Linked DNA regions of Homo sapiens: all the other regions are linked to region 1. Evidence: chromatin loops called from intact Hi-C (ENCODE). Cell type or tissue: dorsolateral prefrontal cortex. All regions are shown on one strand. Each heading gives the region's core, and the rest is flanking DNA. Links, peaks and the distances in the headings are about the cores only.

Region 1 (6,166 bases), core at 536-5,535:
GCCTTGTAATTTCATCCCATTTTTACTGAGCAAGACAAACTCCTATTGTTGAATATGGAGTGACATATTAAGTGATACGTTAATGTTTTGTCAAATCTTAATGGCCAGCATCTTCTAGTGGCCCATTTTAGGACAACCTTAATCAAGCTATGGTTAGAGAACTTTTATTAAATGCCCAGCACTGTACTACTTTCTAGCATTTCCCACTCTGATCGTTTGCTTGAGGATGATGAAGGATGATAAATATTATAAATAAGATTGCTTCCCATATAGGTCTTAAAATCAGCTGAGGTCAATGCAGATCTACTGCTAGAAATGATTTGGAATTTTGGCTGCTTCAGGAGAAGCATAGCAGCAGAAACAGGAGATCATTGAACATTTTAAGAAGGAGGCTACCCGCAAATTCAGAAGTTCATCCCTTTAGGAAGGGTCTGTCATAATAGTAGGAAGGGACCAGGCACAGTGGCTCACGCCTGTAATCCCAGCACTTTGGGAGGCCGAGGCGAGTGGATCACCTGAGGTCAGGAGTTCGAGAGCAGCCCGGCCAACATGGTGAAACCCCATCTCTACTAAAAATACAAAAATTAGCCAGGTGTGGTGGCAGTCGCCTGTAATCCCAGCTACTCGGGGGAGGCTGAGGCATGAGAATCACTTGAACCCAGGCGGCGAAGGTTGCAGTGAGCTGAGATTGCGCCACAGCACTCCAGCCTGGGCAACAGAGTGAGACTCCGTATCAAAAAAATAATAGGAGTAAGGATTCCTGACTGAAGCCCTTTGGACACTTCCTGCTGGAAACGCATGGGCCTTTAGTAACTGATGTTGGCCAGGTGAGCTGGCACATATGGCATTCTTTTGTGGTCTCAGGATTTCATGGTAAGAAGATCTGGGCATAGCTTATAGCAAAGACCTCTATATCAATCATTCCATTCCTAGAAGTGCCACCTGGAAGAGGCCAAGATAATGAGATGTCTGTCCTCTTGTGTTGGTGGCTATGGTCAAGTTGAGGTCCTCAAGAAGCTTCCCTGTTGTCCAATTCCAGTTCACTGTGGCTTTGGTAACCCTCAAGAGAGAGATAGTAGATGGAGGTCTTCTAAAAACCAGATTTCTAGTGGCAAGCGCACAGCCCAGTCTGCGGTCATCAGTGGAAGCCAGTTCAGGGTATCAGCAGTTGGTAAGCTTGCTGAACATGCCATTTTAGAGAGAATCTCTCCATAGCAAGAATATGAAGAAATTGATTCACCACTTTCTCATACATCTTATGCCCTAGCCAACCCATACCTGACAAACTATCTTTCTTAAATATCCCAAGATCTTCCCTACCTCTTTTTCTTTGCACATGTTGTACCCTTTGCTAGAATGTACCCTTCCTCTTTCTACATGGTGAACTCTCATCTATTTTTTAAGGTCTAGCTCAAATGATATATTCTCTGTATAACCTTTCCTTCATTCCATCCCTACTACTTCTGTGGTTCTACAGCCTGTTGTATAGATCTCTATCCTCCCATTGCTCTATACAGGGAGTAAATTATCTATGAAGATATCTCTCTACTACTAAACTGTGACCCTTTTAAAGGTGGTAATTGTTTCTAACTTCTCTCTGTTATCTCCATTAGTCAGAACAAAGCCCGGCATATAATAAGATGAACCAGGGAAATGCTGATGAGTGAGTGACTGACTTATTTATTCTGATATGGCTAGGGTTAGATTCTTTAGATTCCATCATCATTAGGCTTTATTTGGTATCATATTTTATAAGTGTGTATTTCAGTGGCCTCTTCTCTTTTTATTTGTATTGTTTTTTGACACAGGATCTCACTGTGGCACCCACGCTGAAGTGCAATGGTGTGATCACGGCTCACTGCAGCCTCCATCTCCTGGGCTCAAGCAATCCTCCCACCTCAGCCTCCCCAGTAGTTGGGACTACAGGTGTGCACCACCATACTCAGCTATTTTTTTGGATTTTTTGTAGAGGTGGGGTTTCACCATGTTGCCCGGGCTGGTCTTGAACTGCAGAGCTCAAGCAATCCACCAGCCTTGGCCTCCCAAAGTGCTGGGATTACAGGTGTGAGCCACTGGGCCCAGCATCTTTAATGAAATGGCTAAACTTTTTGACTATGTTTATTTGTTTCTTTGAATAAAAGGTACATTTGTAGTCTTTAATTGGTCCAATATACAGATTCCAGTGGAACAGCAATGGCTCCCTCTTGTGAGGCAGTCTCAGAATTTCTCCTATAATTTCTTTGGAGATGTGTGGATAAGGTCCTCTTAGGAGAGTTAATTCTAATGGTCTGAATACTTTGGCTCCTAAGTATGGGGGACCAACTAGTTCTTTCTTGGAAAGTTTTAAGAACATCACTTGACAAGAGTAAAGAAGCCATCCCGGGAGTCTTAATCAGCACAAAATCTGAACTTCCTGGAGTTGGAAGGGTTCCTGGAGGTCATCTTTACAACTGAATCTCACACAGCAACTCATGTCAGTTTTGAGTTGCTCTCTCTCTCTTAGAGTTTTATGTTTTTTAGTAGATTATTCCTTTTAAGAAACTAAAATCTCCCTCCAGCTGATCTAGGTCCTAGCCTTTGGAACCACACAAAACAGTATGTACCTTCTTGATAACTAATTGCCCTTTAGGTAGTTAAAAGACAATGTTAGGTTTCTCATGATATTTTCTACATTCAGTTTTTCCAACATGTATGAACACCTCCCTAGTGCCAGGCATCCTGGTCTAATCTTCTCCAAGTCTCTCAACTGTTCCCCATATGTCAGTTTTCCAATCCTCTGAACCACTTCTTGTAGATCATTTCCACCTTGTCACTGGCTCTGAAGTTTATAATTTTTACATGTTATCTTTGTTAAATGTTTTCCATTGTTCCAGCCAGCCTCGATCTTTCAGGATACTATCATATATGGGACCTACTCTATCCTAGGAGAGTCTCCTCTTTCAGTTCATCAGTATAAGCTTCCAGTTTTGACACTTTAGAATAAAGCAGTACTTTTCAGGCAACAGCATGGAATAGTTGAACTAGATGGCACCAGATCTGCGTTCAATTCATTTAACCTCTTTGAGGCTAAAATGGTGCTAATAATCCTTCCTTTATAGGGTAATACCCATGATTCATGAGATACTGTCTGTAAAGCATTAAGCACTGTATCTGAGCACTTAGTGGGTACACCACAGAAATTAATGTTCCCCCCTTCTCCTCCTGCCAGTCTTGCCCTGCCCACCACTGCCCTCTACTGAGGAGAGTCAGTAACTGCTTTAAACTTGAATTCTTTCTTGTTTGAGCCAAGTAGCCCTATTCCATTTAATCTCTTTGTAGCCTTTTAATGAATGACAAACCTGCATGAGATGCAGCACAAACTGGAAGATGGCATACTGGCCTCAATTTTGTAAGATAGCCCTTGTAAAAATATTGCAGTAAGCATCTTCGCCAATTTCTGACACAGCATAACTGAGTTAGAGTTCTACATTCCATGGATAGCTATTTGTCAGAACTTTTTTTTAATATTACAAGATTCCAAGGTGCTAAACACAGATGCTTGGAATGTAATCCAGCATTTGTGGTTCGCTGTCATGTAAACAGTCAAAGTCACAGCCTGATTCTGAATTCATTCATGGGTTTTCTGGATATTTCCCATGCTCTTTTTGAAGAGGGGCATTTATGTGAATTAGCACTTTTAATTCGTCTGACAGAGTGATATAGGCTTGTATAAAAGCAATAAAAATACAGGGTCCCAGGTGGCATTTATTGCCACACAGATGAAAAGCCATATAGTTGGAATTCTCCTCTTATGAGAGGCTTTTGGGATGTGGAGGGAAATCCCTAAGCTTAGCAATCTGACATTATAGTACAGTGGATAGAGGGTAACCTAAGTGTCAGATCTGAGTTTCAGTTTCTCCTGTGCTAGTCACTATGAATATGATCTGGGACAAGTCCTTTCACCTCCTTTTACCTCAGCTTTCCCTTGTGTACAATGGGAAAAAATTGTACCAACTTTGTGGATTGGTTGTATTATAAATGAGATTAACAATTCTATACCACCTAGCCCAGTGCTTGATATATGGTAGGCAAGCAATAAATCATTGCTCTTAGGATCAGTTCTAGTTGATAACAGCTAAGCCTGCTGGAGTTGCCATATCATTTTCCTCTTGAAGAGTGAAAGAAGTAATAGCATGTGTATAGTTTGGGGATTCAATTCCTGGGTCTCTGTAGAAACTGGACCACCCTGAGTCCCTCAGACTGTGCTGGGAGTTTATAATCATTCATGTGAAGGACAATGGGAAAACATTGGGTTGCTTAATAGCCCTTGCTGGTACCTAAGCAAAGACAGTGAGAAGAACCCTGGTGACTTCTCAACCCTTCTCCACTGTAAGGGAAGAATCCTAAGGCTTTTCTTACACTGTAGCCTATAACTCCTTAAATGCAAGGACTTGAATTTACCAACTCAAACAGGAGTGAAATGCTGTTGCCTTTTTTGGAGGTCTGGAAACATATACTTGGGAATCTGGTGAGCTGGTTACTAAAACTCCCTTTGCAGAGATGGCGGTGGCTGGATTCTTTGTTTTCTCTTGAGTAATTTTGACCTAGAGGCAAAAAGAAAATCTCTAAAAATGTTCTGCTCATAAGAAAAGAGCAATTGGGCTGAGGGTGGTCCCCTGGTAAAAGAGAAACTTCACCACCAATCAGCTTTGTAAATTAAAAACAGGTGCAAAAACTAATCTATAGTGACAGAAGCTAATTAATGGTTACCAGAGGGAGGGGGACAGAGAAAACTGGGTGGCAATACAAAGGGCACAAGAAATCTTTTGGGATTAATGGGTAAGTTCACCATCTTGATTATAGTAATAGAAGGTACATATGTCAAAGATAATCAAATTGTATACTTTAAATATGTGCAGTTTAATGTATATCAACTATACATTAATAAATCTGTTAATTCAAACAAATCCAGTGTATATAACACCTAGTACATAGTAGGTGTGTGCTAAACATGTGTTGAATTAACAATTGTGACAGACCAACTTCTAGTGTGAAGAGCTCAACAAACCCTCTCACCAGTAAAACAACCATTAAAATGGTAGAAGATGATGTAAAACAACCATTCAAAGTATCTGGAAACTGGCTCAAGGTCATGCAACAAATTGAGAATCACTTATTTAAGAAAAATCTATGGAACCTTGGTAAGAACAATTGGCATTTGAGCAAGGAACTGCTTCCATTCCTCCTCCCAACTTTATGTTGCAGAAGATTTATTCCAGGTGAGTACAACCGAGAAAACAGGGGGTCTCTTTCTTACCAGCTGTTGATTATAGAGCTATAGTTTCATTCCAGAATGATCAGGCTGCTAGTGACTCTCATTCTTCCATCTCCAGTTCTCTGTTGTACAAGATTTATTCTTGGCCACAAAAAACAAGAAGATTGGGGGTTCCCATTCCGTGCTCAGTTCCCACTCTTAAGATGAAGGCACTACCCTAGACAGTTGCAGCAAACTGTGAATGGCAGTTGGAGAAGACCAGGGCTCCTATTTCCCCACTCCCAAGTCGAGGGCCCAGTTTTTTTTTTGTTTTTTTGTTTTTGTCAGACAAGGACTTCAGGGGGCTCATAGAGCAGAGATGTCACTGTAGAAGAAGCAGGCTGCCATATCATTCTCTCCTCATCCAGCTCCAAATAGTAACATAGCCTATGGGGACTGACTGACTTTAGAACAGAGCATGAAGGAATTCATGCCTAAAGTTATTGTTGAAAACAGCAGAGATTATAGTAGTGAATATTAGAGAATTACATATTAGTAGCAGCTAGAAGAAAAAAGACCAGCCAGACATTTCAGAGAGAGACCTGTGGAAAGAGTTTAAAAATGCCCTGCTAAGATCACATTTGTCTATTGGTCTGGAAGGCTGTACACACACACTAGGCTAAACCTGTGTGGGAGCTACCAGAGATATGATATTTATGAGCTGCTAAACCCTATTTGAATGCAGGATAAAATTAAAGACTTCCTGAAGTATGAAAGCATTCCCCAATCCATACAAAGATACATTGGCAAAAGATAGAAGCTTTACTGGATCTAGGAACTTAAGAAAAACCTGTGACCTTTTGATATAAGATGACTCCTAGAAAGCCAGACTTAAAAGTAAAACAAGAAGAGAAATGAACATGACATCAGAGA
Region 2 (6,166 bases), core at 403-5,402, 56 kb after region 1:
TTCTCCACCTGCCATTTAGCTTTCCACCCTCTGCAGCCAGAATTTGACCCTCAGAACTCCACTGAAACTACTCTGTCAAAAGCTACAAATTATTGCCTAATTGTCAAAGTCAATGGGTTATTTTTCATATTCATCATATATGGCATTTAACATTATAGCTCTAGATTTTGCCCCCACCTTCCTTTATGAAACTCAATACCAAAAATCTCACACAGCAACTCAATAGCAAAAAAAAAAAAAAAAAAAAAAAAAAAATCCAACTTAAAAATGGGCAAAGACCTGAATAGACATTTCTTAAAAGAAGACACACAAATGGCCAACAGGCATATGAAAAAATGCTCAACATCACTAATCTTCAGGGAAATTAAAAACCACAATGAGATATTATCTCACTCCAGTTAAAATGGTTTTTATTAAAAAAAAAAAAACAGATGCTGGTAAGGATGTGGGAAAATGGGGAATCCTGGTACACTGTTGGTAGGAGTGTGAAATAGTACAGCCACCATAGAAAACAGTATGGAGGTTTAGCAAAAAACTGAAAATAGAATTATCATATGACCTAGCAGTCCCCTGCTGGGTACATATTCAGAAGAAAGGAAATCATATAAAAGAGATATCTGCACCCCCATGTTTATTGCAGCACTATTCACAATAAACAAGATATGGAATCAACCTAATCCATCAGTAGATGAATGGATAAGGAAAATGGGGAATATATATACAATGGAATACGATTCAGCCATAAAAAGAATGAAATCCTGTCATTTACAGCAACGCAGATGTAACTGGAGGTCATTAAGTAAAATAAGGCAGGCCCAGAAAGACAAATATTACATGTTCTCACTCATATGTAAAGGCTGAAAAGAGGGATCTCATGGAGATAGAGAGTAGACTGGTGGTTGCTAGAGGCTGGGAAGTGGGGAGGTTGAAGAGAGGTTGATGATGGGTATAAAAATACAGTTAGATAGAATGAATAAGATCTAGTGTTCAATAGTTTGGTAGGGTAACTATAGTTAACAATCTATTGTATATTTCAAAATAGCTAGTAGAGAAGAATTCATATGTTCTCAACATAAAGAAAAGATAAATGTTTGAAGTGATGGATATCCCAATTTTCCTAATTTCATTATTACACATTATATGTATGTATCAGAATGATACATGTACCCCCAAAATATGTATAACTGTTACGTGTTAATAAAAAAAAAAAAAGCTCTTACTTTTTTTTTTTTTGAAATGGAGTTTTGCTCTGTCGCCCAGGCTGGAGTGCAGTGGCATGATCTCGGCTAACTGCAACCTCCGCCTCCCAGGTTCAAACAATTCCCCTGCCTCAGCCTGCTGAGTAACTGGATTACAGGCATGTACCACCATGCCTGGCTAATTTTTGTATTTTTAGTAGAGACGGAGTTTCACCATGTTGGCCAGGCTGGTTGCGAACTTCGGACCTCAAGTGATCCCCCTGCCGCAGCCTCCCAAAGTGCTGGGATTACAGGCATAAGGCACTGCGCCCGGCCAAACCTCTTACTTTCAAGATAGTCAGTTTCCTTGTTATTTTCCTACATCCCTGTCCATTTTTTAAAAACCAGGCTCTTTACTACCTGCTCTTCCTCTGACCATTCCTTAAATGTTGGTGTTTCCCATAGTTCCACCATTTTTAACTTAATGTACCCTGGAAAATCTCACCCAGCCCTATAGCTTCAATTTATTTTCTATATCTCCTATGCTCCAGACCATATAACCAACTTCCTATTAGACATTTATACTTAAATGTGTCAGAGATATTGCAAACACAACATGCCCCAAACCTAACACATCATCATCTTCTCCCAAGATCGCTATCTATGACCAGGACCACTATGTATGTACTCAGCCAACCAAGTCAGAAACACAGAAGCCATCTTTAATTATTCCATTATCCTCATGTTCTATATCCAAATGATTTATCCTGAAGAGAGAATATTTAAGGAGAAAGGCTTTGGACCTAGGAAGAATGAGGTTATGTAGGATCCCACTGACTTCTATTACCTGCTGGTACCTAAGATTAATCCATACCTGCCCATGTACATGGATAGGAGGTGACATGTTAAGTAATGCCTTATATAATAGATACATTATCACTGATTAAATCTTGGATTGGTCAAGATTTAGGTCTTAAATAAGGCTTCTTGGAGGGGTAATTTGGTGAATTTGGAAGCGTTTTTGTTTTGGAGTTAGATATTCCCATGTTTGCAACTTCCTAGGTCTCTTATATGACAAATAATAATTCCTATATAATGGCATTATTGTGATGATTAAATAAGATAATTTATGTAAAATGACTGTCACATAATGGGTTGTCAGTGAATTTCATTCCCATTTGTTTCCTTAGGGTCTAAAAGAAGCATAATTGGAATAAACAAACATTGTTAAATTGGGAGAGCATCAGAATGGTGGTGTGCTTTGCAGCCTAACCTGCAGAGAATGATGTGCTAAGGAATCATTAGGGGTGGCAATGATCTGAATAAGAAATAAAGGCCCCTGTGAGATGCTGGTTGTACAGAGACACCAGCAACTTAGAGGGAGTGTGAACACTATCTAGAGTGTCTTCTGAGCCAGTCACAAGAATGAGAGTGTTCAGGTGTTTCACCCACTCATCTCGCCAGGGTGAGTTCCATGTCCTCTTTCCTCATACTGTAGCAACATCTGCCACTATCAGTCACTTAGGAGTGGCTATAATTATGGGCTTGGACTAGCAGGGCCCTTTGGTTTTCATGGTGTGGCAGGTCCTATGGCTCCCGGAACCTGTATTTTCTACCCTTTTAGCCTCCCCATCTCAGCCCCTATTGGTGAAGGCTTACAATGACATAATTTATTAGGTGATGCTGCCCTCTTGTGGAAAACTTAACCTTCACATGTGGACTACCTTGGGCACGGTATAGGAAATTAATTCCCTCTCGTTCAGTCCAAATTTTTCGTCAACTTTATGAAAGAGCTCTTAACACGTAAAAGAAGTGTGATTACCCTAAAATTTGTGAATATTCAGCCTAGTGTTTTATACAGGTAGAAAGACTTTGGTTTGAGTAAACAATCAGCTGACAAAGATCCAACACTTAGCTTTAGGTCTGGGCTTGAGTCCTTTTGGGATGAATATAAACAGAAGGAACTTTAGAACATGGCCAATTCTGAAAAGCCAACCCAGCTCTTCTTCCTATATTGCTGTCTAGATAATGGTCAGCTAAATCAGAAATGTAGGTGTCACCCTCAACTCCTCTCTCACCCAATTCAATTAATTCCAAGTCTACATAGACCTCTTGGTTGCCTTTGTCTTAATCCAGCCACTCATGATTTCTCACCTGGACTATTCTAAGAGCCTTCCCACTGGCTTCTCAGCTTTCAGTCTCACTTTTTCCTAATCAATCCATTCTCCAAATAGGTATTTGAGCATGTCACTTCTCTATTAGGAAAAAAAAATCAGGAACAATGACCACACAACCATGTTGATCCCAAGATATTCATTTTATATTGATTGATGATACAAACCGTATTGAAGATATTATATTTATGAACCATTTTTTTTTTGCAAAAAACATGGCATCCAAATATATAAAGAAAAAACTGTCAGCTATACAAAAAGTGATAGAAACTTCTGTATGGGAGAGTTTAACATAATTTAATTGACAATAAAGTAGACCAAAATAAAGTACTTAGAAGATTTGAAAAACAATTCATTAGATCCAATTAATACATTTTGAAAATTGTTTATAGACTGCATATTGTCTCTTCAAATATTGAGATAATATTTTTAAATGATCATATGTATGTCACAAAGAAAAGCTTTGCAAACTCTTTTTTTGAGATAGAGTCTTGCTTTGTTGCCCAGGCTAGAGTGCAGTGGCACGATCTTGGCTCACTATAACCTCCGCCTCCTGGGTTCAAGCAATTCTCCTGCCTCAGCCTCCCAAGTAGCTGGGACTACAGGCGTGCACCACCACACCCAGATAATTTTTGCATTTTTAGTAGAGACAGGGCTTCACCATGTTGGCCAGGCTGGTCTTGAACTCCTGACCTCAAGTGATCTGCCCGCCTTGGCCTCCCAAAGTGCTGGGATTACAGGCATGAGCCACCAAGCCCAGCCTACACACGCTTAAGAGTAGAAATATCTGATGATAATGTACAATGTTTACAATTTAAAAACAAATTTTAAAGTCTTCAATTACTTGAATATTTTAGATCACATTTATATGTGAATATTAGCACAAAGAAACACTAGCAGACTAACAAACAATAATAAAAATGAGATCATGACTTACCAAAACTTTGAGAATATTCAGAAGTAAATTCATAACCTTAAATATTTTATTATTAAAAATGAAGAATGAAATTAAATGACTAATAATTCAATATAATATGAAACCAAGGACTAGGTTTCTTTTCAGAGGGATGAATTAAATAGATAAGCCTTTAGCAAATTTAATCAAGAAAACAAAGATGAATTACCAATAAAATTTAAATGACAAATGGAATACAACAACAAAGAAAGATTTTTTAAATTAAAGGCGCACTACTATAATTGTACCTTAATATATTTGAAAATCTCAGAGAACTTAAAAATATCTAATAAAATATTAAATGCCAGAAATTATTGAGAAGTTGAAAACTAAATGGACATGTAACAGTAGAAACTTCGAAAACAATTATCAAAGAGAAACTTCCAAAAATACTTTAGGGACATCTAAAAATACTTTAGGGCTTTAAGGGACAGATATTTTTATCTGTGAATTCCTTCAAATTTTCTAGAAATAGCCACGTTTAATTCTATAAGTATGTTATAGTATTGAAAATGTTGCAGAATTATTCACATTGTTTTTGAAGCTAGCATTACTCTGATACCAAAACCTGACAGACTGCTCTAAGAAAGAATATTCTATCCAATTTGTGAATTTAGATGCAAAATATATACATGGAATTCTATGAAATCTAATTCAATAGTATAGGACAGTAACAATTCATTACAAGTATTAAAATAATTTTTAAAAGGCAAAATTTTGATTCTTACGTAGACAAAAAATGAACATGTTAAAGATTGTATTTCACTCATTAATGAGGAAAACGTAAAGTGTTACAACCAGTTCAAAGGAGAAGTCAAAGAGTAACAAATTTAAAGGTAACAATAGACCACAGTAATCAATTAGAAGCTATATGGAGAAATTTATGTCATTCGTAATGGGAACAAACTCATAAGCAATCAGGAATGCCCTTAAGAAATATGCATGAAAGAAAGAGGTTGTGTATGGAGGAAATTACAAAAATGTACAGACAGAGAAAATGAACACAAGTAATTTTTGATGATGTGGGTAAAGTCTTAGGGTACTGTATTACTTTTTCTTACAAAAAGGCAAGATACAATTGAATGTACAGTATATTGACATATTCTGGTTTAGCCATGCTCTCCATAGACAACTTCCGAACCATCATTCCTCCACCCTCATGTAAGATTCCCTTCATTTTTGAAGCTCAGACAAGCAGGGATTATCACTCTCATTTCCTTACCAATGTCATTTATCAGCCTCCAGGTTATTCTTTCACTTCCATTTTTTAATTTATTTTAACTGATACATAGTACGTATTTATGGGGTACATAGTGGTTTTCCAATGTGCAATGTATAGTGATCAGATCACAGTAATTAGCATATCTATTATCTCAAACATTTATCATTTCTTTATGTTGGGAACATTCAATATCCTTTCTTCTAGTTATTTGAAAATATATAATACATTAATCTTAATGCTGGTCCAGGATCTAGATACCAGGTTCATATAATAAAAACTAGATTTTTTGCTTTTTGATCAGTGTACCCAAAATTGATCAGTTATTTAAAAACAGTCTTTCAAATATCCATAATCATAATAAACTGAATGGAATGTCATATGCCAATTTAAGTGACCACGAAAAATATAACTATCAAGAAAACCAGTTACTCATAGTTCCTACTTCCCTACATGAGGATGTGTAAAAAAAAAAACTCCTGAGTCCTTCCTATGTGTCATAGAGTGTACTAGGTGCTGAGAACGCAACAATGAACAAGCAGCCCCTGTCCTCATGGTTCTAGTCTAAGGGTCATTTTTTTTCCTCTATAGAGCCAAATAAATATTTTAGGCTTTTTGTGTCACACAGTCTGCCACAACT
Region 3 (6,166 bases), core at 446-5,445, 160 kb before region 1:
TCTGTTACCAATTTAAACTTCCTATCTTTCTTTTTTTATAGTTTAATGTATTTTAATAGCTAACTTACAGGAACAGCACAGAAGACAGACAACATTAAAAACATGTACTTGCATGTAAGACAACTCAATTAGAAAAGTATAGTGAATGGATGGAATCTACTGTATGATAAAAAATGCTACAAACACCATTTAGTTGCCGTCGATAAGAAATTAACTTGTTTAAAAAAAATCCAAATGCTGGCATTGTCCAGAAAAATTTAACAGATTTATAATTGTTATAAAGTTGAACCGCTGAAACTTGTTCACTGAAACATTTTAACTTGCATTAATGCTTTATGTCTCCACATTTATATTAAAAATTCAAACACAAATGAAAATGGAAAAACTGTCAATACCTGATTTCTGTCCCCTATTTTTCCACTCACAATCATATAGTTAGGTACATTTTGACCCCATGGAAAAAAAAATATCTAACGTTCAGAACTACCAATAACAGGAAGAAGATTTTTTTTTTTTTTGAGAATGAAATGTTTCACATCATGGTGTATTCTGAAACACGTTCTCCACGTATGTGGCGTGCTAGCTGGATGTCTTTTGGCATAATTGTTACACGTGTGGCATGGATAGCACACAGGTTGGTGTCTTCAAAAAGGCCAACTAGATAGGCCTCACTTGCCTCCTGCAAAGTACCGATAGCTGCCCTCTGGAAGCGCAGATCTGTTTTAAAGTCCTGAGCGATTTCTCGCACCAGACGCTGGAAGGGAAGTTTGCGAATCAGAAGTTCAGTGGACTTCTGATAATGTCTAATTTCACGGAGTGCCACAGTACCAGGTCTGTAACGATGAGGTTTCTTCACCCCTCCAGTAGAGGGCGCACTCTTACAAGTGGCTTTTGTAGCCAGTTGCTTCCTGGGTGCTATACCACCGGTAGATTTGCGGGCAGTCCACCTTGTACGAGCCATGGTATAGAGACCTCCTTCGTTATCCCCCTTCTGCTTCAGGTGGAGCTCTGCAAGCGAGAGGCGGCGGTGGTGTTGGAGAGCGAACACCACTTCCTATCTGTATTTATTTATTTATTTATTTATTTATTTATTTATTTATTTTATTTGAGACGAAGTTTCGCTCTTCTTGCCCAGGCTGGAGTGCAATGGCACGATCTCGGCTCACCGCAACCTCCGGCTCCCTGGTTCAAGCGATTCTCCTGCCTCAGCCTCCCGAGTAGCTGGGATTACAGGCGCGTGCCACCACGTCCGGCTAATTTTGTATTTTTAGTAGAGATGGGGTTTCTCCATGTTGGTCAGGTTGATCTCGAACTCCCGACCTCAGGTGATTCGTCTGCCTCGTCCTCCCAAAGTGCTGGGATTATAGACGTGAGCCACCGCGCCCGGCCCACTTCCTATCTTTCTATTCAAAACAACTATATTAAAAAAGAATTCAACACAACTACATAAAAACAAACAAAAAAAAAACAAGATGTCAGAACAACTAGCAAGAGGTCTATATAGAGGTTTGGGGCATGGTTCTTTTTGATGTTTCAGTGATGTTGGCTTGGGTTTACATATGTCAAGAACATTTCCTTGCCATCTCTTTTAGTAGTGGGATTTTGATACAGGATCATAAGAAGTAGAAAGAGAAAACATATTACACTGGAAAGAGCATGATTTGGGTTTAAATTCCTGGTTCTGTTATTTTTTGGCCAATGCTTAACCTCTCTGCTTCTCAGTTTTCTTAACTGTAAATTGGGGATATTGTTTGCACTTCTATTAAATGAGATAATGTATCTAAAGTATCTAGCACGTAGATAATCCTCAAGCGCTCAATTTTTTCATTAATAGCGTGCGATTTTAAAGTATACATAAAATATATCTGACTGAGGCCCAGTGCGGTGGCTCAGGCCTGTAATCCCAACACTTTGGGAGGCCGTGGCAAGTGGATCACTTGAGGCCAGGAGTTTGAGACTAGCCTGGGCAACATGGTGAAACCCTGTCTCTACTAAAAATACAAAAAATTAGCCGGGCATGATGGTACATGCCTGTAATCCCAGCTACTCGGGAAGCTGAGGCAGGAGAATTGCTTGAACCTGGGAGGCGGAGGTTGCAGTGAGCTGAGTTCCAGCCACCTCCCTCCAGCCTGGGCGACAGAGTGAGACTCTGTCTCAAAATAAATAAATAAATACATACATACATACATACATACATAAAATATATCTGACTGAAGGAAGCGTCTTCTCAGCACCACAGTGGAATTCCATCCCTCTACCCAACAGGGCTTCAGGAGACTCGCCTGGCTGAGTCTCCTATTTTCATTTTCTAAAATGGATATTAATAGCACCATTGTAGAGGGTTGTTGTGAGAATGAAATAAGCTTATGCATGTAATATGCATACTTTGTTCTGGACACTACAGTCAACTTTCTTATTTTCGGAAAGATATAGTTTCTTATTTCAAAGAAAGAATAAAAATCCAACCCTATTCTTATCATCAGACTTGAAAAGTAGTTGACATAATTGTTTTCTGGAAATGCCCCGTGGTGGGCCCAATGTATGCAACAGCCCTAAACCCCCAGAAGAGGGCACCAGCTGTCTCTCTAGCCTTCTAGTTGATAGGGGGTAGGGAGGGGCCGTTTAATAGGTGATCGGAACAAGATCTAAAAAAGGATATATACCAGCCCTTCCTGCTTTAGAAAAAGCCAGTATGTGAAAAAAACTAATTATAAATCAGACAGTTTAGGAGGTGATTACTGACTTGACAAAAGGACACAACAAAACGGATCACCGCAGTTTACTCTGAATAGCAGGAACCCTTAAAGCTCAGTATGGGTTACTTTTTCAAACTACAATGTGCTGGGCACACTAGTGAAATGCATGAAGTTTACAAAGAATTGATTTTTATCTAACTTTTCAGAATATCGCTATTGTATTAAGCACACATGTATAATGGAATTCTTCCGTTAAATGAACATAATTTACATTTTCTTGCAATTGCATTTATTCAACAAATATCTAGTAATCACTTCCTATCTGATTGTGTTAGGTGTTACCGTGCAGGCTAAGAGCTAGGCTGCTTGGTTTAAATTCCAGCTCTATCACTCTTAGCTTGGTAATTTAGGGCAATTGGCTTAATCTCTCTGTGCCTTAGCTTCCTCATCTAATAATAAGGATAATAATAGCATCATTTTAGAGGGTTGTTGTGAGAATGAAATAAGCTTATACAGCTATTAAGTTGGCGCAAAAATAAGCTTATATAGCTATTAAGTTTTGCCATTGAAACTAATGGCAAAAACTGCACTTACTTTTGCACCAACCGAATAATATGCATACTTTGTTCTAGACACTATACCAGTCCCTAAGAGTACAGAAATTAACAGGACAAGTCCTCTATCTGCAGTGCTCCCAGGCACTATGCTAGGCACTGGGGTTGGTTGGCAGACACCAAGATAAAGATTTCTATCTCAAGAAAATAACAACCTGGATCAGGACATAATAGATAGGAAACATTTCCCATAGCCATGACATTTCCTCTGATTACTATTCTGAGTTCGTGAGAAATGGACCTATTTCCCAGATAAATTTTATCTTAAAAATAATTTTCATTTTCCATAAAACAAGAGTATGTTGTGTTATATAAAAGTATTTATTGATTTGGCACTAGGCTACATTCTTTTACATATTATGCTTTGTTTAATCTTTATATCAACTCTATGAGGTTAAAGCATTATTATTCTCATTTACAGGTGAGAAAATTGAAAATAAAAAAAGGTAACTTGCCCAGGGTAGTAGCACAGCTCTCAAATGGTAGAATCCACTAGGATTTGGACCCCAGGAAGGCTGACCCTTCTTGTGCTTTATTAGTTGCTATATAAGCTGCCAATGAGCATTTGGCACCTTAAGAAAACACATTTCCCCTGTAAAATAATCCCACAGAGACTTCTGAACATGGCACGAAAATCTAAGTTCTGTGAAGTCAAAGATCATGCCTATTTTATTAATTATTGTAGATGCTCAATAAATATTTGTTGAACAAATGGTTGCAGTAGGAGCTTATCATTCTTTCAGAAATCTAGGCTGATGGGCAGACTCTCGTTGAATATGTTGTAATGTATCCTTAGAGAAAGCTCTTCTGAGTTTTGAAGTGCAGGAAAGTCTGAAACAACCACATTCCTCAATTCTTTCAATCCCATGTAGAAAAAAAAATTAATATTGCCTGTATTAAGAAGCCCTTGTGACTCTCAATCTGTAAAGATTTTAGCAGCCCCAAGACAAAAAGTGACTCCTTTGCCATGCCTAGGTAAGAAGATTCACTGCTCCCAGCACTTAGAAATGGGCATTGTACCAGCCTCACTAGCCTGAAGACCAGAGCAGGTCTAACCCAATTGCAGTTGGTTCAGGTCCAGACTCGGATGGAGCCAAATCAGCCTCAGGTCATGGACTCAATGCTAAGACATACTCATCAAGCCTCAATAGTATGCCAAGAATTGTACTAGGTAGATGATAGTGAAACCCCATATAACAAGCAAAACAAATGCAAAGTCCTGAGGATGCAGAAGACCTGTGTGGATGGAGCACAAAGAAGAGAATGGGGGTAAGAGTTCCAGGTAAGAATGGTGTGATAGATAGGAGCCAGAACATGCATGGCCTCGTAAGAGATGCTGCTAACTTTTGTTTATCTTTCTGAAAATTAAAACAAGGGTGGACAAAGTAGAAAAAGGCACTCCTTCTGGGTATATAGAGCCCTATAAATGCATGGTTTAGCAAGGAGAACACAGGCTGGATTTCCGTCCTCACACGCCCCTTTGACAGGGTACGTTTGTATTGGGCTCCAACTGCACAGCCATGCACAGCTACTCTATTTATAAGGCTTTTGGCCTTCCCTGTGCTTTAGCCTCACTGTTCTTCTGATTTTCTTTCAGTTTTTCCAACAAACTAGATTACCTTTTGCCTGAAGATCTTTACATATATTGTCTCCTCTACCCAGAATATAATCTCCTCTCCCCTTCCCTAGGGTACTCTCACTCAGCTTTCATCTGTCAGCTCAAGCATCTCTTCCTTGAGGAACTCTTCCCTTAGTCCCTAGGTAAGATCTAAAAAGTATTTGAGGAATATGTGCAATGAGGTTGACACTTGAATTGGGTCCACAGTTACAAATAGGGTTTTGATAGGTGGAGAAAAGAAGGTTGCCATTCCAGGATCAGTTCAGAATTTTTCAAATATTGCCTTGAAAATTGTAAGAAGGACCTGAAGAGCAGTGTCATCTCTACCATGGGTCCCTTATGGGGAGTTGGGCAGCATTTGTAAGGCACAGCAGTTGTAAGAAAGAAGTTCTGATACAAGTCACTGATACTGATTATCTACTGTATACTGGATCCTTTGTGCATTTGTTTGTTCATTAATTACAACTGTGAAGTAGGTACTGTAATTGTATTCCTGTTTTAGAGAAAGAGGAACTGAAGTTCAAAGCAGTTAAGTGATTTAACCTGGATCAAACAGTTATAATGAAAGGCAGATTTGCACACAGGTCTCTTGACTCCAAGTCCTCGGCTTTTGTCACACCTTTGAGTCTGTACTTATCTTCTACAGCACTCCTCAGATTTGGATTCCCGTGCTAGATCTCCAGAATTTGGTCTTCAGCGTGGCAACAGAGTTGCTTCTATCCAACAGTCCCTATGAGAGCTCCTCATGATGTTTCTGGGATCTTTAGGCTGGAGGGGGTGTCCAAGTAGAGAATCTCCAGGAAGAGAAATCTAGAAACAACCTTGTAAACCTTAGCATGAGAGTGCAGAATTTTAACTGTTATCATTGCTTACAAACCATAATAACTCCCAGGGAAACCAGGGGAGTATTTATTTTTTTAGTCAAGTAAACAAGCAAGAGCTAAGCATGATAATCTCTGAAGATCCTTTCAGCCTTCTCATGGACAGCATTAGCTGGTGGAGCCACTGGAGTTTTTGATCATCGCTGGATAACCAAGTCATCAGTAAAACATTGACCATATTCCCATCCTCTGTCCTCCCACCGTCTGGTCTCCGTAGCCATTTATATATATAAAATATATATAAAAATTTTATGCTAAAGCAAATGACTAGGCAACTAACTTCCTAGGAAGACTGTCCTTCCCCTAAAAGTCCTACAGAGACTGGCTGCATAATTATCACTCCATTTTCTACTGTAT
Region 4 (6,166 bases), core at 573-5,572, 67 kb before region 1:
TGCTGGGATTACAGGCGTGAGTCACCACACCCAGCCTAGAGCAAGGATTCTGAAGCTAGGGTCTATAATCTCAGCCCAAACTATATATAGCATTGTGTGAACATGTGTAGCTTTCAGGGGGAGAGAGTGCATAGGTTTCTCTAGAATCTCAAGAGGTTCCTCATTCAAAAAGGAGTTAGATTAGATCCCACAGGGGAGGGAAAAATAAAATTTTTAAAAATGATAACAAAAACAAAAAAGCTACAGGCACTGCGATGAGGAAAATTGTATTCAAATTTGAGTTTAGAAAAAAGGTTCAGCTAAGGAAGTTTTAAAAAAAAAAAGCTCAGAGAAGGACTGCTATTTCAGTCTTCCTTCTTCCAAAAATGTAAACTTCTCAATAGCTTTTGAATGAATACAAGACTCCTGAGAGGAATGTTTAATGAGGTGGAAGTACCTAGCCTGGTTTTAATTTATCTCTCCCTGGTTGGCCTTTTGCCCACCTCCTGTGTCTACTCCCTTGTGGGTCTTTTGTTATCCTTCCTGACTTTTGAATATTAGCATATTTTAAATATTAGCATAATCCAGGATTCTACTTTCTGGGTGAGATTCTAATTTCTCTGAGTGAGATTATATACTGCAAATAATGGCTTCAGTTATCATCCAAGTGTGTATTATCAATCACCACCCCTTCCTTGATATGCAGTTTCCTATTTCTACCTGCCTAGTGGACTTTCCACCTTTTCCCCACAGGCAATTTAACATACTTTAGAATGAATTTATCATCTGTCTGATAGCTCCAGCGTGTGCATGCACTTTACACACACACACACACACACACACACACACACACACAGAGTAATATACCCCTCGAATGTTCTCCATTGCTTTCTTTTTACTTGGTTCAACTCTATCAAGATTTTGTTTGCACATATACTACGTTCAGGCACTTGCCAGGAAGTAGTCACAGAATTTGTAAACTGTAGAGGAACTTAAGAAATCAAGTCGCTCAACCCCTTCAACTTACAGAGAGTGGGGGTGACATGCTTAATATCCACAGTGAATTAATGGCAGAACTAGCTTAGAATCTAGGCATCTCAAGTTCTACCCTGTACCCTTTCCACTATGCAGTCATGCTACCACTAACTGTATACTTCCAAAGAAGAATGAGATGCCTGCTAGCAGCACTGATTTTTATCAATAAAGAAGCAAGATAATCTAGCCACCTTATGTTCAGAATATCTACTACTTATGCACTGTTTGTACAAGGGGCTAGGTAATTTATGTTCTGCTGTAATGATGAAAAGGATAAACTGAAGAGTGCAACAAGACATCATTGTAGAGTAAGGCTTGGAATGAAAATAGGTTAGTTAAAGACTAGCTCAGTGCTTGCTTTCATAATAAGGTTGTGAGAGGATTTTTACTTTTTCCTTACCAAAGTGTTTTCATATGTATTATTTCATCTTAGTCTCTCAACAGTCCTGGGAGGTAGGAAAGTCAGGGCTTATTAGCTAAAGTTTACAGAGGAAGAACAGGAGACTGAAAAGAGTTAGCTCAGTGATTTGCCCAAGGTCACCCATCTAGTTAGTGACAAGGCCAGGGCTCAGATGTGTGTCTACTGCTTCCAAACGTCTTTCCTCTAGTCTAGACACATAATTCTAATAGTCCTTGAGTGATGACTATATATCCTGTGAACTGAACTTTACAGATATGCTGGGACTGAAACACGCTGGATTCTACCAAGTTACAATCATAGAAATATTATCCGAAAAAGAAAAAAAATGCTGAGTTTCAAGGTGGGGCAGGGCAAATGAATGTTATAACATAGGTTAACACAAGTAAGAATCAACAAGTTGAGTTGCCATTTTATCAAATTTTCTGCTTTCAAATAAGGAAAATATAAAACAATAAACATGATCAAGACGGTGTTTGTAGGCCTAAAAGATCGAGGATGGTTTCCCATGTGCATCATCTCTAAGGACTTTAAAAAGGCAGGCTATAAACACCTAAATTGCCATTTTATTAAAGAAAAGTCAGGGCAGCATCATATATGCAGACAGTCCAGGGGGGTGCTAAGAAAAAAGGATTGATGGAGGGGGGTGACTTTGAGAGACATTTCAGTGGCCTGCTGCAGCACACCGCAGGCTGCTGTGCGTTGAAGAGGCAGTGACAGGTGAGGAAGTAGAAGTAGAGAGTGGAAACCTTGACCGCAGAAAGCTGGCTGTGAAGGAAGGGGCCGCAGTGTGTTTGTTGGCCATGAAGAAGAAGCTGCACAAGAACAGGGGAAGAAACTGAACAGGCGAGACAGAGTGGGAACATCCTGTTGAGTCACAACTGAGTTGTCAACACTTTCTCCGCTAGTGCGAGGCCCTTTAAAAATTCACTGCCCGCATGTGGCTCCAGAGAAAACACCTCAAAGAGAGAAGATAACCTGTCCAAGTGAAGGCAGAGAAATCAGCACAAGATTCAGTAACAAATTCGCTTTTCAGGACTATTATTGTGGCTGTTTGGTCTATTACAAAAGCCCAGCTCAGAAACTACAAGGTCAAGCTTGAACAGATGTGCAGAGATGTTCTGGACCCAGTCTAAAAGCTGATTCTTCCCAAAGGCACAACATTATTAATTGGCCAGCTTATCAATGGATGCTCTTTCCTGTAGGTTTGTTTAGAGACAATACTGCTAGTCATAAAGTTTGCTGATTGCTGGCTTGCTCATCTCGGTGGGGCAAGTGCAAGGCCGTGCCAGGAACTCCAGATGACTGGAACATACACAAGCACAGTGCTAGCCATAGACACCAACACTGAGCCAGGGTGCGGGGGAGCCCGAGCAGGGGGCATCCTCAAAGTGCTTCTTTATTTAAACTATGCTCTGGGGCAATGTTTCATAATGACCCCACACACCTAGCGCGTACACACAGAGCAGTCTACACACACAGCCTCACTATGTCCGCTGGCCTGCTGGCTTTGCTTTCCACCCCTCTAGGCAAGGTCCACAAATTAGCAGCCTTTTAACCCTCCCAGGTCTCCGTTCTCGGGACCTTCAGAAGAAAAAGGCAGTCAGAGAAACATGAACGCGCTAATCAGGAAACCAGCGTTTCAGCCCACTCAGCCACGCGGGCCGTCCACACTAACGACTTTCACCTCCCCTCGCCTGGGCTGGCTGGAGGGGCGGGGAACCCGGCAGTAAAGAGGAGGACCAAAGAGGGGCCCTGCTTGAATGAAACAATGTAACAATTGATGTGAGGCCTCGCCTCGCTCCCACTCCCCAGCGATCCTATAGGCGAGGTCCCAGTGACTGCCCCTCCCCATTGCTCCGTTTTCTTGTCCATTACGCGCTATCCCTCCGCCTCTCCTTCTTTCTTTTCTTTTCTTTTTTTCCCTTCTCCTTTTCCCCCCTCTCTCCCCCTTTCTCCAGCTCCGTGTCATTTCCTCCTTGCGCTCGCTCGCTGCCTGAGCGTCTCCAGCCGGGAGAGTAGGCGGAGCAGGGCGGTGCGGGGTGGCGTAGAGCTGGAGGGCGATGGTGGCGGAGCTGCTGGGGGCGGAGGCAACGTAGCCCCCTCGGAAAAGGAGCCCGGCGGCGCCTGAGCCCAGCCGAGGATGGAGAACCGGCCTGGGTCCTTCCAGTACGTCCCTGTGCAGCTGCAAGGGGGGGCACCCTGGGGCTTCACCCTTAAGGGGGGTCTGGAACACTGTGAGCCGCTCACAGTGTCTAAGGTAAGAACTGGCGGCTGATGTCCTAACGGCGCCTAACTTTGAATGGACAAGCGGGTGCGAAGGCTGCCGCTGGACGGGGCCCTCAGGCCAACTTTGAAACTTAGGGCTGGGAGCGAAAGACCCTCTGAGCGGCACGGAGGGGTCTTGCCACCAGTCCAGGTGCAGACATCCCCTAAGGGTGGCTGGAACACGAGCTGGGAGCACAACTGGCCCCCGGCTAGAACCTTGCGCGCAGACACACTCGCGAGGGCGCTGGGGCAGCCCTTGCTGCCCCACGTCGGGGCGGCTACTTCCCTCAGTTTGGGCCGAAGGAAGTGGAGGCTGTTGGGGATTTCTCCTTGGAGGCCTCTGCGTCCCTGCGGGACAGTGAAGGACTGAAGGGACAGTCATCGCGGCTTGGCAGCTCTCTTGGCAGCGTTGTCCCCTCTATCGACCGGCGGGCCGTCCCTCCCAGGCAGGTTGCAGGGCTAGGGGCTGGTGTGGGAACGGAGATGAGGCCATTGGTGGCTTTTGCCAGCCACACTTCCCACGGCCGGACGCGCACACATCCATTCAGCTCTTGGGGCGTTGTTGCCGCCGGTTCGGCTCGGCCTCTCCCTCCCTCCAGAGTCCTGCCCCAGCGCCGGCGAGATTTCCTGCACGTTGAGAAGTGTGGAGGAAACTTGCGCCATGGAGCGCAGCTGTGCTGGAGCTACTGCTGTTGCTGCTGCCGCTGCCGCCGCCGCCGCCGCCGCCGCCGCCACTGCCGCCGCCGCCGCCGCCGCCAGGGTTTGTTTGTTTTAGGAGTCTGTGATCTGCTGGAAGCCAAGTTGCAGCTGAGGACAGGAGAGAGGAGCTCTCCTGAGTGCTCCAGAACCCCCAAAGCGAGCCTCCCCCGTAGGGGTGAGGGCGAGGGGTAGGGGCAGCTGGAGCTGTTACCAGGAAGAGTGACTTGTGGGACGACTCACCTTGAGGTGCCAGATTGCCAAGTGAACGGACTTTACGAACTTTATTCCACTTTTTTGTTGTTTCTCTTAAATCCTCAAATCCGAAAAGCCCTCCCGCTTCCAACCCGCTTAAATGGCAGTTGAAGTTGTAGATGTGGGTTCAGGCTGGAGATAGAAAGATGTGTCTTTTCAGCAGGGAGCAAATATCACTTTTTTTTTGCGGGGGGGTGGGGTTCAACATTGGTCACATCTCAGCAGAGGGTTCAGCAAACGTCCACCGCAACACACACCCACAATAACCTGTGCGGCATTCGCCTTGCATTGGAGCCTGTGGTTGACTTCCAGTGTATGGGATCCTTCAGGCCTTGGGGCCCACACTCTTAGCAACCCTGGAGTGTTGCCATGGGTGTACCAATCAGATTGAGGAGTCTGAGGTATGCTGAGGCAACATTTTGAGGGGCTGGCAGGGACCCCTCTGATCATTAGCCTCCCCAAACTAGCCCAGATCTTCATCCAGCACCCTTTCCCCCATACTTGTCATGTACTTTAACCAGCCTGAGATGCGTTTGTCATCCACTGTCACAACCCCTCCTGAGGCAGTCTCCCTCCAGTGTTCTCTGGAGAAAGTTATATGCTTTTTTTTTTTTTTTTTTTTTTTAACAAAAACACTCAACTCCTTTGGTGAGGGGAATCCTGGCCTTCAGGAATTTCTTCTAATCAAGCTCCTCCTCTCCCCACTCTTTCCACCAAGGTCACAATGGGATATGCAGCCCTCCATGATCTGGCAGTTCCTCCCTTTCTTTTTCTCCTCACACCGCCCACAGAATTTCCACAGTCTGCCTAGACAACCTGCCTTGGAGAGGTCATTTTTCAGCTCTGCCCAGAGCTGACCCATCTTGAGAAGCACCCCAGAGAGTGCTTGCTGCTGTGGTCCCGGATTATTTTGTGAGCCAGTGAGAGCATGGCAGGGGGTGTTACTAAGTATGGGGCAGCCAGCAATTTGTGGTCTGGCTGGGGGATTATTTGAGAGGGTAGATGAGGGTTTCCTTGGCCAAGCTGTAGAGGAAGTGCTTCGTGTGTTGAGAGGCAGGGTGCCTTTTAATGATTCCCTTTCCACTGAATGTACAGTTGACCCCTATTATATGAAGGCTCATTATGACATGCATTTAGATATGCAAGGGATAAAATTATTTCTCCCATTCCTCCCAAATAGCCTAGTTCTTAACAGTAAAAGTCAGTTATAACTGGGTTGGCTTCAACGGTATATAAAGGGACCATAGTATTTTTTTAAGCACAATGATTGCCTGTATTGTGTTTTTCTTGACAAGACACTGTTTTGGCATATTTCATTAATTCCCTCTTCATTTTTCAACCTTGATTTTATTTCCTTTTATGATTCAGAACAATACAGCTTTCTCCTTGAAAACAGCCTTCTTAGTCTGTACACACTGGTTGGGATGGGTGGAAGGTAATAGAAAGATAATTGGGTTGGCAGATTAAAAACTTGGGTTCTAATCCTTTTTCTGCCACTCTCTAGTTCTGGAATCC

What was found. A loop is a pair of places that touch in the nucleus more often than their neighbours do. Peaks named below come from ENCODE experiments on the same cell type or tissue, not always from the same donor. Only the 100,000 strongest peaks of a DNase experiment are listed, where the experiment ranks them.
Region 2: it touches region 1 in a loop (4-fold over the local background); 13 of 110 quality-filtered maps call a loop at or near these places.
Region 3: a loop joins it to region 1, with 11 times the contacts of the local background. A loop is called at or near these places in 62 of 110 quality-filtered maps.
Region 4: it touches region 1 in a loop (10-fold over the local background); 11 of 110 quality-filtered maps call a loop at or near these places.

Annotation. Positions count from the first base shown.
Region 1 is chrX:50,744,847-50,751,012 of GRCh38, reverse strand. All of the region lies in intron 1 of SHROOM4 (shroom family member 4), which reads left to right. Among named protein-coding and RNA genes, the nearest start is that of SHROOM4, 66 kb to the left of the region's middle. In dorsolateral prefrontal cortex, for the core only: CTCF peaks have their summits at 2,206, 3,021 and 3,222 (motif pointing left); no DNase peak of the experiment used is centred there; H3K27ac peaks cover 1,114 bases; H3K27me3 peaks cover 4,910 bases.
Region 2 is chrX:50,688,633-50,694,798 of GRCh38, reverse strand. The region is part of intron 2 of SHROOM4 (shroom family member 4); the gene reads left to right. Among named protein-coding and RNA genes, the nearest start is that of SHROOM4, 120 kb to the left of the region's middle. In dorsolateral prefrontal cortex, for the core only: CTCF peaks have their summits at 2,656 and 2,856 (motif pointing left); no DNase peak of the experiment used is centred there; H3K27me3 peaks cover 2,643 bases.
Region 3 is chrX:50,900,233-50,906,398 of GRCh38, reverse strand. It overlaps the pseudogene H3P44. Among named protein-coding and RNA genes, the nearest start is that of BMP15, 7.4 kb to the left of the region's middle. In dorsolateral prefrontal cortex, for the core only: a CTCF peak has its summit at 2,568 (motif pointing right); a DNase peak (open chromatin) is centred at 2,558; H3K4me3 peaks cover 625 bases; H3K27me3 peaks cover 4,788 bases.
Region 4 is chrX:50,811,428-50,817,593 of GRCh38, reverse strand. It overlaps SHROOM4 (shroom family member 4), which reads left to right and starts at 3,400. Exons shown (of 9, transcript NM_020717.5): 1 at 3,400-3,692. The coding sequence starts at 3,576. RefSeq lists an enhancer at 3,852-4,353. In dorsolateral prefrontal cortex, for the core only: no CTCF peak of the experiment used is centred there; DNase peaks (open chromatin) are centred at 2,743, 3,153 and 4,190; H3K4me3 peaks cover 3,367 bases; H3K27ac peaks cover 5,000 bases; H3K27me3 peaks cover 3,224 bases.